2 separate regions of the Mus musculus genome follow, and region 2 is linked to region 1. The links are chromatin contacts, found by POLR2A ChIA-PET in ENCODE. All regions are on one chromosome and are shown on one strand. Each heading gives the region's core, a stretch centred on a gene start or an enhancer-like site at or near the end of the contact. The rest is flanking DNA. Distances are from core to core; before and after follow the strand shown. Region 1 holds the start of Wwc2 (WW, C2 and coiled-coil domain containing 2). Region 2 holds the start of AA386476 (expressed sequence AA386476).

Region 1 (6,812 bases), core at 2,735-5,234:
GACAAAAAAAGTGGCATCTCTGGCTAGCATCCAGCGCACAGATGAGAAGGATGCAGAAGAGCCTTGCCTGTTCACTTCGCCCTCTACTCCAAGCCCCAACCCTTCCTGCCCTTTCTCCTTTCTCCTGTGTTGAATCAAATATTTCCAAACCCCAGCACATTTGGCCACCGTAACACCGTAAACACCAAGTGGTGTGGTCAATGAGTCTTCACAGCGAGCAAGTAGGAGGGGAGGGCACCAGGCACACGGTCCAGAGCCACAGCTCTCAACCTACGGGTGAAGACCTCTTTGGGGGTCACACAATCCTTTCCCAGGGGCCACAAGGACCAGCAGCCACATGGCAGCTCTCAGTCATCTGCAACTCCAACCCCAGGGCAACCCAATGCCCTCCTCTGGCCTCTGAGGACTATACAGGCATGGAGCAGGCAGGCCCCATACACACATTTTTTTTTTTTTTTTTGTAAATTAAATGAAAATTTAAAAAAATTGTTACCAAAGCAAATAGTACTATTTGGGTCCTAATTTCAAGTTAAAAACATTGTATGAGGGAGTGGTACCACCCACATTTTAGAGTTGATTCAGAAACCCAGCTGAGCACTGTGATACACCCAGGCAAAGTCTGCACCATGTGACCTGACTCCAACAGCCTAACATGTCTGAAAACGCGGCTGATCCCCTGCTCTAATTAGTACCACTACTCCTTTAATGCAATTATGATAGCACCACAGAATCCTCCAGCCTCCTCCCATTCACTCAACATAACTCTCTGTCCAACCAGAAATACTAGCTGACTCCTGATGAACTATCAGAAGCAAAACACTCACTCTTCATGGAAGAAAGGGAACAACAGCGAATGGGTGAATCTTTCTGACCATTTTAACCAAGTGGCTTTAAAGATCCACCACCGCCACTGCCGCAGACCCAGAGCATCCTGGGGTCATTTTCCCTTATGCTTTCAGGATTTGCAATCTGATCACGCAGATTGCACCCATGCCCTACAGGCCTGGGGAAATCTCTCTTTCCATATGTTGGCTGTGTAGCAAAATTAACAGGAGTTAGTAGTTACTCCAAATACCTTCTCCAATCAGTTCTAACGCTGTGTAGGAAGACTTACTGTCGCTTAGCTGCACTGAGAGAAAACATAATTTAAACTGACATATCACAGTGGCTGACGTCACAGGATAGCTTCTAAAGTTCTCATACAGAAGCTCAGAAATCTTTCTAATAATTCATACGTTTATCAAGTACTGAAAGGCCTACAAGGAAAATTCGAAGAAGAAGAAGAATTCATCTTAGTCAAAACTGTTGGTCCCCAACACAGGACTTGGTAAACCAGCATTCATAGTACCTGCCAGTCCATTCCAGTTTGAAACAAACGGCACATCTGGCTTGTATAAAAAGGCAGTGATACAGATAAGCCAAGTCCTGTAACTTCTGTTTGCCTCACCCAGCCTTTGCATAGTCTTATAACCCTCTCTGGTAGACAAACGGGATGACATATCGAAGCCCATGAGCAGAGGCAGGAGAGGCTGTAAAATGCTTAGAAAGCGTAAGCTTTTACACCGCCGTGAACCTGAGACTCCAAGTATCCGCAGAACTGCAGCACAACTGTAAAAGTCAAATATTTATACAGGTGCCCTACAAACCACTGTTCCTTGCACACCGTCCACACCGACGTTTACTATCCGTTAAGTAGTTTCAAAGTGCAACCGTATAAGTAACAGGCTTGGAGCATGATGAAGTTTATGACAGCCAATCTGCCTGGGGAGACTATGGAGGTGTGACTCCTGTCAGAACCTTCATCCAGCCAGCAATGGCCCGCCCGGGCGGTGTGCGGAGGTGGGGCCCGGGCACAGGTGCCTTTCCTCATCTCGAGGGAAACCTAAACCCTATCTTCATGGATAATTTAACAAGGATTGCTCCATAAATTTATGTCGTTCAGGACTTTCTTATAACTGCTTTTTAATAGCTTTCAACTACAATAGTTGTAGGAAATGAGTGATTGGGAATATCAAATAGAAGAGTGTGTTTCAAGCTGGGGGGGGGGGACTTAGCAGGAAAAGCTCCAGAAAAGACTACAGCCCCTCAGATCACATTGCATAAAAAGCCTATAGAACTTTCTAGAAATGCTAAAACTGCAAATGGCAGGGGCATCCCTGAAGAGATGCTACTTGAATTTACACAGAGGCCCTAATCCCTACTCCTCATCCGGTGTGGTGGCTGGCACCTGTAATTCCTGCACGGAGGAGAGGCTGAGGCAGGGGGATTGCTGTGAGTTTGGGAGCAGCCAGTGTTACATAATGAGTTCCAAGCCAGCTAGCCTGAGCTACAATACAGTATGAGGCAGTCTAGAAAAATATAAAAAAACAAAAATACCTCCTTAATGGACAGATTTCAAATTTTACAAAAAAAAAAAAAAATGCACCCTACATTCCTTTTTTTTTTTTTTTTTTTCTTTTTGAGACAGGATTTCGAATAACCCAAACTAGCCTTGAACTCCTGATTCTCCTTCCACCTCACAAGTGCTGAGTTTGGACAGATGTGTGAGACCGTCCACACCCTCTAACAACTTTAATTCTAAGTGTTCCTTCTAAAAGCAAAGAGAGAGTTGAGTGAGAAACAGAAAGAACATTGGTGAGCAGTCCACCAATGTTCAGCTCCTGAACTTCTTAGATCTCTTGTTTGCTTCATTCAGCTCTCCAGGTAAGAACAAAATGCTTATATCGCTGTGCAAAAACTAGGCTAAGCTTCAAGTCTGGGCTACCCACAGCTGTGGTCAAGGTTCCCTTCCAGTCTCCGTGCCACTTCACAAGGAAAATCTGACCAGGTTTCCAGGTGAGGAACCACGGTTAGAAGCAAAACTCCAAAACAGTGGTTTGTTTTTTTAATCTTAGGGGCAAAGCTACGAAGGTCGAGCCAGGAGTGGGACCCTCTCTCCACGTTCAGACCCTAGGACATGGTTCGGGGTGCGCCCTAGGAAAAGCTTGCAGTCAGTGCCCAGGAGCTAGGTATGTAAGGCAGGAGAGATGCCACAGGTGGCCCAGATGACTAGTAATTCACCATCACTTAGGCCTCCGGGAGGCCCCGAGCTCAGCGTGCCTCAGAGGTCGAAAGGTGCCCTCTCCCTCCATCTGACCAACTTTAAACAGCACACAGGAGGTCTAGAGAGGGGTCAAGTACCCACACACACACACCCTGAGCCGGCTAACTGGACTCAGGGTGCCAACCCAGGGCACCAATCCGGCCCTTCCCTTGGGACAGGGAGTGTCTACAAGTCCCCGAGGGGTGTGGGGAAGGCAGTGGGCAATGGGGCCCAAGAAGGGGCGCCTGGCGGGCAGATACAGCCGCGCCTAGGCCGACCGTCCCGCGCCTACCCCGGAGCCCCTCGGGGGGTGCAGGGCCGGCGACGCCCCACGCCCCCGGCGCCCTCCAGGTCTCCCAGACAACAGCCACCGCAGCACTTCCCGAGGCGGGTCCCCGCACCCGGCCGGGGCCCGGCCACCCACCTGTCCCGGGGGTCGATCCAGCTGGTCCTCCTGGTGTTGTGGTCGATGTAGAAAACCTTGCCGTCGTAGTCCCTGGCCTCCTCCCAGCCCCGGGGTAGCGGCAGCTGCCCGCTCCCGGCCCTCCTAGGCATGGTCGGCGGCCTCGCCGGCGAGCGGCGCCTCCATAGGGACCGGGCGCGGGGCGCGGCGGGAACGCGGGTGCCGGCGAGGGGCGTGCGGGGCGAGGGGCACGGCGAGCTACGCGCGGGGAAGCCTCGGGGATCCCTGCTCTCAGCCCTGCCGGAGATCAGTCCACCATGTCTGCGTCGGAACAGACGAGCGAGCCCTCCTCCTCCTCCTTGCCGCCGCTGCCTCCGCCTCTTCCTCCTCCTCCCCGTCCCCCTGTGGCCGCCGAGGGTCGCGGCGCCCAGGCTGCCCCGGCCGACGCCGTCTGGGCTCGGATCCGGGAAGCTCCGCGGAGCAACGGCCCGGCGGCGACTGGCCTGCTCATTTGCATGCGATTAGCATGCGCTCCGCCCCCGGCCCGCCCCGCGCCCGCCTCATCTGCATGCACATTCCTCGCCGCCACATTCCTGAGCTTAACCCTGCAGCTGCCGGGGCGGCCGCGGCGGGACGCGGGGCTGAGCCCGGGCGGGGGAGGGGAGCGACGAGGCCAGGTGGGAGGCGGTAGGGCGGAGGAATGCACAGCTCGCTCCCTCCTCTGCAGCCCGAGATGTCCCCTCTCCGCCAGACCCTTTGGGGATTTAGAGGGCTTTCTGGATGGAAAAAGAAGCCAAAGAAAAAAAAGTCTGCAACCTTCTCAACCTCTTTCCGTCTTCTAGGGAAACCACAAGACTTTCGAGAGGAAAGGGTGGGGAATGCTGTCCTGGGAAGAAGTCCCAACAAACAGTAAGGGCACAGAACGCCCCCACCCCCCCCACCCCCCCCCCCCCACGCCGCGCCCCGTGCCTTGGCTGTTCCCGGCGGTGGGGAAGTGTGCAAAAAGCGCTGGGAGTGTGTCCGGGGCGTGTCCGGGGCCGCGGCGCCCCCGAGCCTTCTGCTCAGTCTGGCCCTCGGTGACCTCACCAGGGCCTCGCGGGCCTAAGGGAGCAAAGTAAAGGCGGGTCCCTATCCATGAGAGCTGCGACATGTCCGCCCCAGTGGCCCACGGGGCAACTCCGGCCTGATCCTTAGAAGCGACAGGGCCACCCCGCCACTGTCGCCGCCAGTCAGCCCCGCGCGGGCCCTAGGGGTCCGAATCACCGGTGCTGCCCCGCCGGGTCAGGGGGCTGCACTGGCGGGGTCAGGGCCCTGTGCATCTGGCGTCCCCTTCTGGGTTTAAATCCAAGGGACATGGCTGCGTCCACTATCCAGTCCCTTCCTTCCAACTCTCTGTCCCGGGAAGTTCTCCACCCCAGTCCCGGACCGGGGGTGGGGGGTGGGGTGGCAGAAGGGGTTAATAATCACTCGGAAGGGGGCCAAGGCGGGAGTCAGTGGCCACACTTTGCTTGATCAAGGGTCCATCTGGTATGAGGTGTAGATCTCTCACAAACATTTATTTATTTAGCTATTAAGTGCTGATCGGCCCTGGGTAGGAGCCGGATGTCAGACTCCTAAGACGACAAAGCCTTGGCAGAGTCAAGACACTAAGCTTGCAGTGTCCCTTGTCCTCAGTCTGAGAAATAGCCTTTCGTCCTCAACCTTTACAGCCTGCTGTGCATTGCCAACCTTGTCAATATTCTCCCAGGCCTCTAAGCAGATGCTTTTGAAATGGCAGATTTTAGGAAGAAAGGCCCCAGAGCTCAATCCTTCACCTCTTGGTCTGAATTCCCTTAACCAGACCTGCCAATGTAATAACTTCAGGACCTAGCATTGGGCAGGACATTTTCTGTGCCTGGGCATTTGCTGAAGTTGTGAATAGAACTAGACAGTAAGAACCAAGCTCTGAATCAAGCTTCCAGAAGGGGACTCCACGTGCCTTGAAGGGGGTTTTAAAAAAAGGAAAGGGGTTTATTCTCAATGAAACAGTTTATGCAGCTGCAGACACTTGAAATCCCCAGGAACTGGAAAACCAGGTGTACCTGGGACGGACAACCAGAGAGAGGCAGAGGTTCTCAAGAGAAACCTCTCATTTTCTAGGTCTTTCCCATAATGCCAAGGCCCGTGGAAGCTGGTTTTTGTGCTTTGTTGAGGGAAGTTTCTGCTTCCTAACCTGTATTCTGCCTCAGCCTATTAGCAGTAAGATAATCAGCCAGGGTCCTAGCTCTCAGTGGGTGGAGGGATCCTGTCTAAAGTTACACTGCCGAATGTGTAATTCTCTATGTTGGCCCATTCACATGGCCAAGATGTAGCCAGTGACTAACCCAAACTATCCTAATTTGTGGCTTCCTTAGTGAGTTTCTCCCTTCCCCTAAAGAATTTGAAGATATTTATTGTGCTAGCATGTCGACACCTTACATCTCAACCGTAAGAGTGAAGCACATAGCTGTTGCAGTAGGTCAGCTTGCTTCCGTGGAATGAATACTCACTCCATGGGCGTCCTCTGTATAACGAAGTCAGGTAAGCTTTCAACTAAATATTATTCAGGAATGCAAAGTGGCTCACGTTTATTGTCCCATGAATCCCCAGACTTCAAAAAGAAATGCCAAAATGACACAGGCTCGTTTCTGCTGATCGGCACAGGAAACGTTAGCCAAAAGCAGTCCAAGTGACAGAAAGGGTTGCAGTTCTCAGAACCCTTTTTACTAGGATCCAATTCTGAGTTCCTACAATCCCTTTGAAGACTCCCTAAGGGTTAATCAATGAGACTTTATTTATATTCATATCTGTGAAATGTACAGATGATGCCCTTTTAGAGATGGGCGCACTTCCGGTTTGCTTATGGCTGCCTGTGATCATTGGCCAGGAAAGGTGTATAGGCTGCTTGTGGGTGCCAGCCAGCCAGTTACCACAAACTAACCAGCAACGAGTCTATTCACTGGCTCGGAGACTCGCCTTTTCTCCTGGTTCTATATTCACCAGTGTTAATCTTCTGTTGGGATGTGGAGCAATAAACAACTAGAAGGTGATGGACAACTGTCATCTCACACCTAGGAGGTGGGCACAGGAAGACCAAGAGTTGAAAAACAGCTTTGTCTACATAGTAAATTCGAGACTATCTTAGACTACATGAGAGTCTGTCTCCAAAAAAAGAAAAAAAAAAAAGAAGAAGAGAAAAGAAACAAAAACAACAACAACAAAGCCCATAAACACAAAGGGATAAAGGAATATAGCCCAGGTGGTAAATGCTAAACTAGCAAGCCCTAGTTCCGTCTGTAACAGCATAAA
Region 2 (6,812 bases), core at 2,902-5,401, 320 kb before region 1:
TTCCTGGAAATCGCAGGTAGTAATACTTGATGGTCAATTTTGCCACAAGAGCTGAGGGTAAAGAAGACTCACACCATAGCTTTACATTTTTAAGCACTCTGTGTGTGTGTGTGTGTGTGTGTGCACATGTGTGTGTAAGCTATCGGGCAATGCCACCGCACTCCTCATGGAGGCCAGAGGACAATCTATGGGAATCGGTTCTATCCTTCCACCATGTGAGTTCCAGGGTTGAACTCAGGTTGTCAGGCTTGGCTGGAAACCTTTTTTACCAACTGAGCCATCTTGTTGGCCTGTGCATTTCACGTTTGAAACAAACAAACAAATATATCCAAAACTTTGCTGAAGTAGGCATATAAGTGCATTTCCTACGAGCCTAATTTTCTTATGGGAAAAATAAAGACATTAGCTATTTCCTTGTTAGACACAAAATAAAGATTATAAAAAACATAAACTTCATTTCAAGTATTTTAGATCTCATAATTGGAGTTAAATATTCCTTGTGTCATACTTGCACACTAACACTGTGATGAGATAAAAATTTATAAAGACACCTTAACTATACAGTGAGGGGAAAAAAAAGCAAATTTTAAAGAAGTACTCAGCCCATATTGTGGGCTAGAGATTTTTTCCTTTCATCTTGCTGGCCTAGTGCCACAAGCTGCTAGTGGCAGCTACTTGAGAAAGTGAGGCAGGAGGATCCCAACTTCAAAAGCTGTCTGGGCTACACAGTGGGTTCAAGGCTCTTCTGGGTAACTCAATGACCTCCTATATTAAAATAAAGAGTGAAAAGAGGGTTTGGGAACAATTCAGTGGTAGGCTGCTATTGCTTGCTACACATGCGTGAGACCCTAGGTTCAATGTTCAGCACTTAAAAAAATGCCTCCAGAGTAAACCTGTGAGAATGCAATCACTGCTACCTGAAGTGGGAAACAATGATCAAGACCTTCAGACTTTGAACTGCCAAACGTGCACATCTGATCATGCAACACTTTCCATACACTGTACAAACGGCATCGGAAATCCCACATTACATTCTAGCTCAAAGGCTAAGATTTCTCTAGAAAATTATGAATGAAATGCTGAGGAGACAATGAAGGCTTCCTATAGCCATATCCTGCAATAAATATTTAAACCAGTTGTGCTTTTTCTTTGTTTCTCTACTTAATGAACCATGCAATAATTTCTGAAAGGCACAGTAACATTAGACCCCCATACTAGAAAATACTTAAGAATCAGTGAATATAAAATCTGGACCAAGAAAACAAAAATATATAAAGCTTCTAACAAAAATAAAACTGTGAAGTTGAGCTTAGCAACTCTGTGCCTATGCAGAAGCTAGACCACGATTTGTGTATTAATCTTGGAATTAATCTCAATCATAATGGAGCTGGTTTGCATTAACCTCTCAGTCTTGTAAGATCTACTATTCATGTTACCTGAACAGTTTATGACAATTACAGGTAACTGGTATCACAGATTTCCCTGTCAAAAAATTATGTCACTACCAATCTAAAAGTCTAAGCTTTGCGCTTTTAAAGAAAAAAAACTACATATTTTGGCACAGAATTCTCATGCTAGGTTGCCATTCATGTATGTTCCCTATGTCTGCAGAAAATACCACAGAATGATTTTCATTTTTTGAAAGGGTGAACTTGTAGGGCCTTTACCTATCCTGTGTGAGTCCTAACTTCAATCTCTTGGGATTGAGAGGAGTCACAGTTTTAAAACGGTTTTAAAAGCAGACAGCTTTGAAATAAAATATTCTCCACCAATTAACTGAATTCATTATACCATCCCTATAAATTTTGTCTATAAAAGTAGATTTTTACCTCATAAGTCTTTGAATCTGGTGAAAACACTGTTATACTATAAACAGTGAGAGACTTAGAAAACAAGTTTGTCGATTGAAAACACCTAAGTGCTCTTACATGCTAAGTCACCATGGGGTGTATTACAGGATTAAGTTACAGGACTGGGGATGGTCTGGGGAAACAGAATGACTCCAAGTTGTTTTTATGGTCCATATTAGGTCTACACAGTTTCTTGACTAGGGGTTACTAAAGGCTGAACGTATCCCCATTTAAATTTCTCCTGTCCTAGCAGGAGAAAGGTATGACAATCCCTGAAGATATTCCCTGTCCTAGTTTCTTTGATGACAAGAAAAAGCTTTTCTCCTCATTTAAACTTGGTGGAGGAGGAACCCAAGGGTGCAAAGACGCCAGGTGGTTGCCCAGCCAACGAACCCACTTCCTCCAGAAGTCCGGAAGTGACACATGGCCCGGAACCTACGCTGAGCCAGGGTCAGAGACAGTCCCCCACGGCGGTGTCCGCGTCTTGATTCACTAACCGGGGTGGGGGGGGGGGCTAGGGAGAGATTTGAAATATCTCTCCCAACACCCAACACTGACTCCGCCCAGGCCCACCGACCGTCCCGCCCAGCAATGGGTTCAGTCCACCCCAGGACCCTTCCGAGCAGCCCGCCGTGGCCGACTCCCGCGGGAGCGCGCGCCCCGCCCATACGACGTCACACCTGCAGGCCCCGCCCCTAGGCCGGACCCTCCCCGCCACACACTCACACACACACGCACACACACACACGGACGCACACACATACACAACACACACACCCCTTCTCCGTCTCGCCCTGCGGGGGAACCCCTCCCCCTTTAACCATTTGGCAGTAGCCGAAGAAGGGCTGAGTGAGACACCGGGCGGCCCGGAACTTTCCCCGGGGCGAGAGGGAAGCACAGACCGTCCCAGTCCCGCGCCACGCCGGGAGCTGGAGGGGGGTGGGGGTGGGGGGAGAGGCATCTCCCGAGTCCACCTCCGCCGTCCTCTCGCCCCCTCCCCCCCATACGTTCCAATGCATCTGCTCGCAGACGGAGGGAGCCCCAGCAGGCAAGGGGCTAAGCAGGCCCAGCACCCCGGTCCAGCCCCGCAACCCTGCTCGTTGCACACTCTCCAGCCCCGGGCAGGACAGTGTGCGGCACCCAACCGGCAGGCACCGGAACAAATGCTCGCTTAAAAATGGCTGATTCCCGTCCGCGGCAGCTGCAGCCAGCCGCCGGAGCTGCAACGGGGGCTGACGGACGGGCGGTCCTCGGAAGTCCTCGTCAGCCGCAGCCGGGACAGGGAGGGCCGCGAGTGTGCTGTGCCGTCCCCCCACCCAGACACACACACACACACACACAACCGCTTCCCGGCCCCACACACCAGATCGCTCGGTGCACTCGGCGCACACTGTCACCCGAAAGAAGGGAAAGTACCTTGGTATTTGTTGTCCAGCTCCCGCAGCACCGACACGTTCCTCTGCATGTCGTGGGGCAGCGACTCCACACACTCCAGGTAGTCCTGCACGTAGCAGGAGAGCAGCCGGCTCCGCTCTCCGGTCAGGAGCGCGGCCGACGAGTACAGCTGCTGCTGCTGCTGCTGCCCTAACATCCTGCCGCCGCCACCACCACCACCGCCGCCGCCGCCGCTGCTGCTGCTCCTCGCCGCCGCCGCCGCCGCCGCCTCCGCATCCAGCAGCCACACATGCAACAGCCACGACCGCCGCTCCTCCGCTCGGCAGCCCGGCGCCGCGGGGACACGGCCGCCGCTCGAGAGGGCACCGCCGAGTCCCCCGATCTCCACTCCCCCAAGAAGAAGCCCTTACTCCCCGCCCCCGCGGTAACAAGCCCAGGGGCGGGGCGAGACCGGGGCTCCCTCCGGCCCCCTCCCTCTCTAGGAGAGCGAGCAGCGGGGTTCCCCGCGGCCGATGGCGCCGGGGCTCCCAGGCAGCGACGCTGGCTGTCCCCCCCGGGGACTCCCCAGACACTACCGGGGCTGCCCGGTCGCCCGGATCCCCGTGACAAGCCCCTCGCTACCCTCTCGCCTCTCTATCAGCCTCCGTGCCTGTCGGAGTCTCACAGGACTAGTCCCCGCCCCTTGGCCAGCGACCGCATCTGCGCCTGCGCAGCACTCACTCCTAATAAGGCTGGGGCCCCGCCCCTATCGTCCTACCGAAGAGTTCGCATTCTCCCGCCTTCCCTGCGCCACCCGGGCGATTGGTCTGTCAGCTCTCGCCTGGGGGCGGGGGGAGGGTGCGGAGGCCGGCCAAACGGCAGGCCGCGCCCCGCCCCCTCTTAAAGGGACCGCATGGCTGAGCCTGCCCCCTTCGACCGAAGTCCTGACGGTTGCCCCCGAGAGGCCGGGCGACCGCTCTCTTCGTTTCTGTTCCCCTACAGGGATAGGAAGCGCCGGCTCGGCTCGCTCGGCCCCGAGTTACCGACCTTGCCTCCATCTGGCGGATCCAGCGCCTCCCTCGCGAGCCTCCAAGACAGCAGCGAGCGGCCCCTGGGCGCCGCTGGCCGAGTGAGGCCTGAGGGGGAACTAAGGCGACCCAGGGTGCAGCGGGCGCGGCTCCGGGCATGCGCGGCGACTTCCCGCCGAGCGCCCCGCGGCCACGGTCCCGGAGCACCGGGGCGGACCGCGGAGGTAGGCGGTGCGCCCTCTGCCCTTTTAAATGCGGACTCCCCGCCTTGCGTGCGGCCCCTCCACCCCCCAGCGCCGGGGTGGCTCTCAGGGTCTGCTCCCCCTCCTCGCGCTTAAGAGTTTGGTTTAGGGAGGTGGCAAGGCTGCACGCCGCCCCGGTCCCCAGTCCCAAACCATCTTAAGGAAACTGTTGTCAGATGTCGAATCGCCTAGGCATCACCCGCCAGCGAGGACACACAGTCCTCACTGTCTTTTCACTCGGCTTCACCACTAGCCAGCAGGGGATCAGTGCAGATGGGATTAGAAATCGGATCAACCACCGAGTGCGGTGCTTTCCGTGTGAGGGATTATCCGCCTTACTCCCCCAGTACCATCAGTGAAATGCCGGTAGGAGGAGCTCACTGTAATTACGGATAGACTTCCGGAATGTATATAAATATGTGAGCTGTTTTGGTTTTGGTTCTCCCCCCCCCCCCCAACCGAAATAGGTATAAGAAAGAGTAGTCGCTTAATTCAGATGAGATGCCCAATGGGAGCGGCGTCTTTGAATGAGAAGAGAGAAAACGCCAGAGTGCTAAGTTTGGGTGCTCTTGCCCGGTTTGCAGCGCTATACCTGTTGCCCGGCCTGTTCAGCACACTTTCATACAGTGGGGTATATTAAGCAGCTGTTGGGATGCCAAGGGAAACCTAGGTCCTGGTCTAGATGAAAATTTGGATTTCGACAAAACACAACGCGGAATTCGGCGTCCTGAGGACAAGGGCTATATTGGAAGGCCTGGGAACTAATGTGTTAATGTACTTTAACGCTGAGATTTTGATCAGTGGAGTATTAAGCCAACCGAGGCAAGCACAGTATTTATTGAATTTCTGAGAACGTGGGACGAATTTTCTTTCCATTATTTAATATTAAAGAGCCAGGTCTTGTTGAAAATAACCATTGTTAAGGTTATTGACTTGATTTTGTTGTTATTTTGTTTTTGGTTTGGTTTGGTTTGGTTTGGTTTTGATTTCGAGACAGGGTTTCTCTGTGTAGCCCTGGCTGTCCTGGAGCTCACTCTCTAGACCAGACTGGCCTCAAACTCAGAAATCCTTCTGCCTCTGCCCCCCAAGTGCTGAGTTAAAGGCGTGTGCCACCACTGCCCAGCTTGTTCCCTTTTTTTAAAACCTGAATTAATTTTTGTATTTACTCACAAACTTGGTTCAGCCAATTCTAGCTAAAAGGTGGAATTACTGCAAGCTGCCCTGTTTCTTACTGATTGGAGTTAGACACTGTATGGGCCCATGGATTTTATACAGCCTGCTTTACTGAGCTGCAGGCTGACTGGTTGTGACTTACCAAGAGCAAAAAAAAAAAAAAAACAAGTTGAGAAGCAAGGAAGGATTTTGGAAAGCATTCTTGGTACCTCAAATAATTCTGACAGACTGAAGGACGAGAAAGAACTCCAGATCCCTGTTTTCCACTGGCACTGATAGAAACTTTGTGAACTTAAAACATGATAATGTGTATGGATTAGTGCAGGTGTGCTTTTCTTGCTGCATTTATTCATACAGGTTAATCTAATTCTGGCATCCTTCTGGAAGCAGCCTGTGTGGGGAAAATGTTTACTCGAGGATGGGAAGTAGGCATTGCATTCTTTAGTCCTTGCAATTCCAGCTCTTGACCCAAGCTATTTATCAGTGTCCTTCTCTTAAAGTAGCTACTCATATGGCCTCTTCAGAGTGGGTCTCCTAACTCCTGAACGCAAAATTTAAAAATCTCCCACTCTACACTCTAGAAATTGATGCTATTCTGGGGTGGGATGGGCAGGGTTGTTCTTTAGTATTTTGTCCTGCTCTTAAACTGACCTGGAAAAAGATAAGTAGCTGATGCCCCCCCCCCAATAGTGTGCAATTGGCTTCAAATTACTGGACTAAGTCTATTATGTGCCTTTTATTAGGTGCCTAATGGGAAATGTCCTCAAGCCTATTTCTTTTATACTAAAATGTTTATGTCCATAGTTAATATGGTATGAGATGAGAGAAACAGTCTCAACTGATTAAAAGCAAACTAGCAGGAACTGAGGGAAAACAGTTTCTGCCTGAATTAAGCTGATTACATTAGAAAATCTTTTCTTCTGTTTAATATTTCATTTTTTTCCCTTTTTTCTTTTCTTTGATTGGTGGCTGTGTACCATGTACATGCCTGGTGCTCAAGGATCTTGTATCTTTTGCACTGAAAAGGGTGTCAAATCCTGTGGACCTAGAATTGCACACAGCTGTGAGCCACCGTGTGAGCGCTACAGACCAAACCCAGATCCTTTGCAAGAACAGCCCGTGTTCTGAAACTTAGAGCCATCTCT

Evidence for each region. ChIA-PET counts read pairs that join two places held with the same protein, here RNA polymerase II (POLR2A).
Region 2: POLR2A ChIA-PET joins it to region 1 with 19 read pairs in embryonic stem cell. The contact joins the promoter of AA386476 here to the promoter of Wwc2 in region 1. POLR2A ChIA-PET finds 5 or more read pairs at or near these places in 3 of 5 experiments (Patski and embryonic stem cell).

The regions. Positions count from the first base shown.
Region 1 is chr8:47,986,560-47,993,371 of GRCm38, forward strand. Wwc2 (WW, C2 and coiled-coil domain containing 2) reads right to left here and starts at 3,985. Exons shown (of 23, transcript NM_133791.5): 1 at 3,507-3,985. The coding sequence starts at 3,637.
Region 2 is chr8:47,671,240-47,678,051 of GRCm38, forward strand. AA386476 (expressed sequence AA386476) reads left to right here and starts at 4,152. Exons shown (of 1, transcript NR_166692.1): 1 at 4,152-6,812. It overlaps Ing2 (inhibitor of growth family, member 2), which reads right to left and starts at 3,920. Exons shown (of 2, transcript NM_023503.3): 1 at 3,267-3,920. The coding sequence starts at 3,441.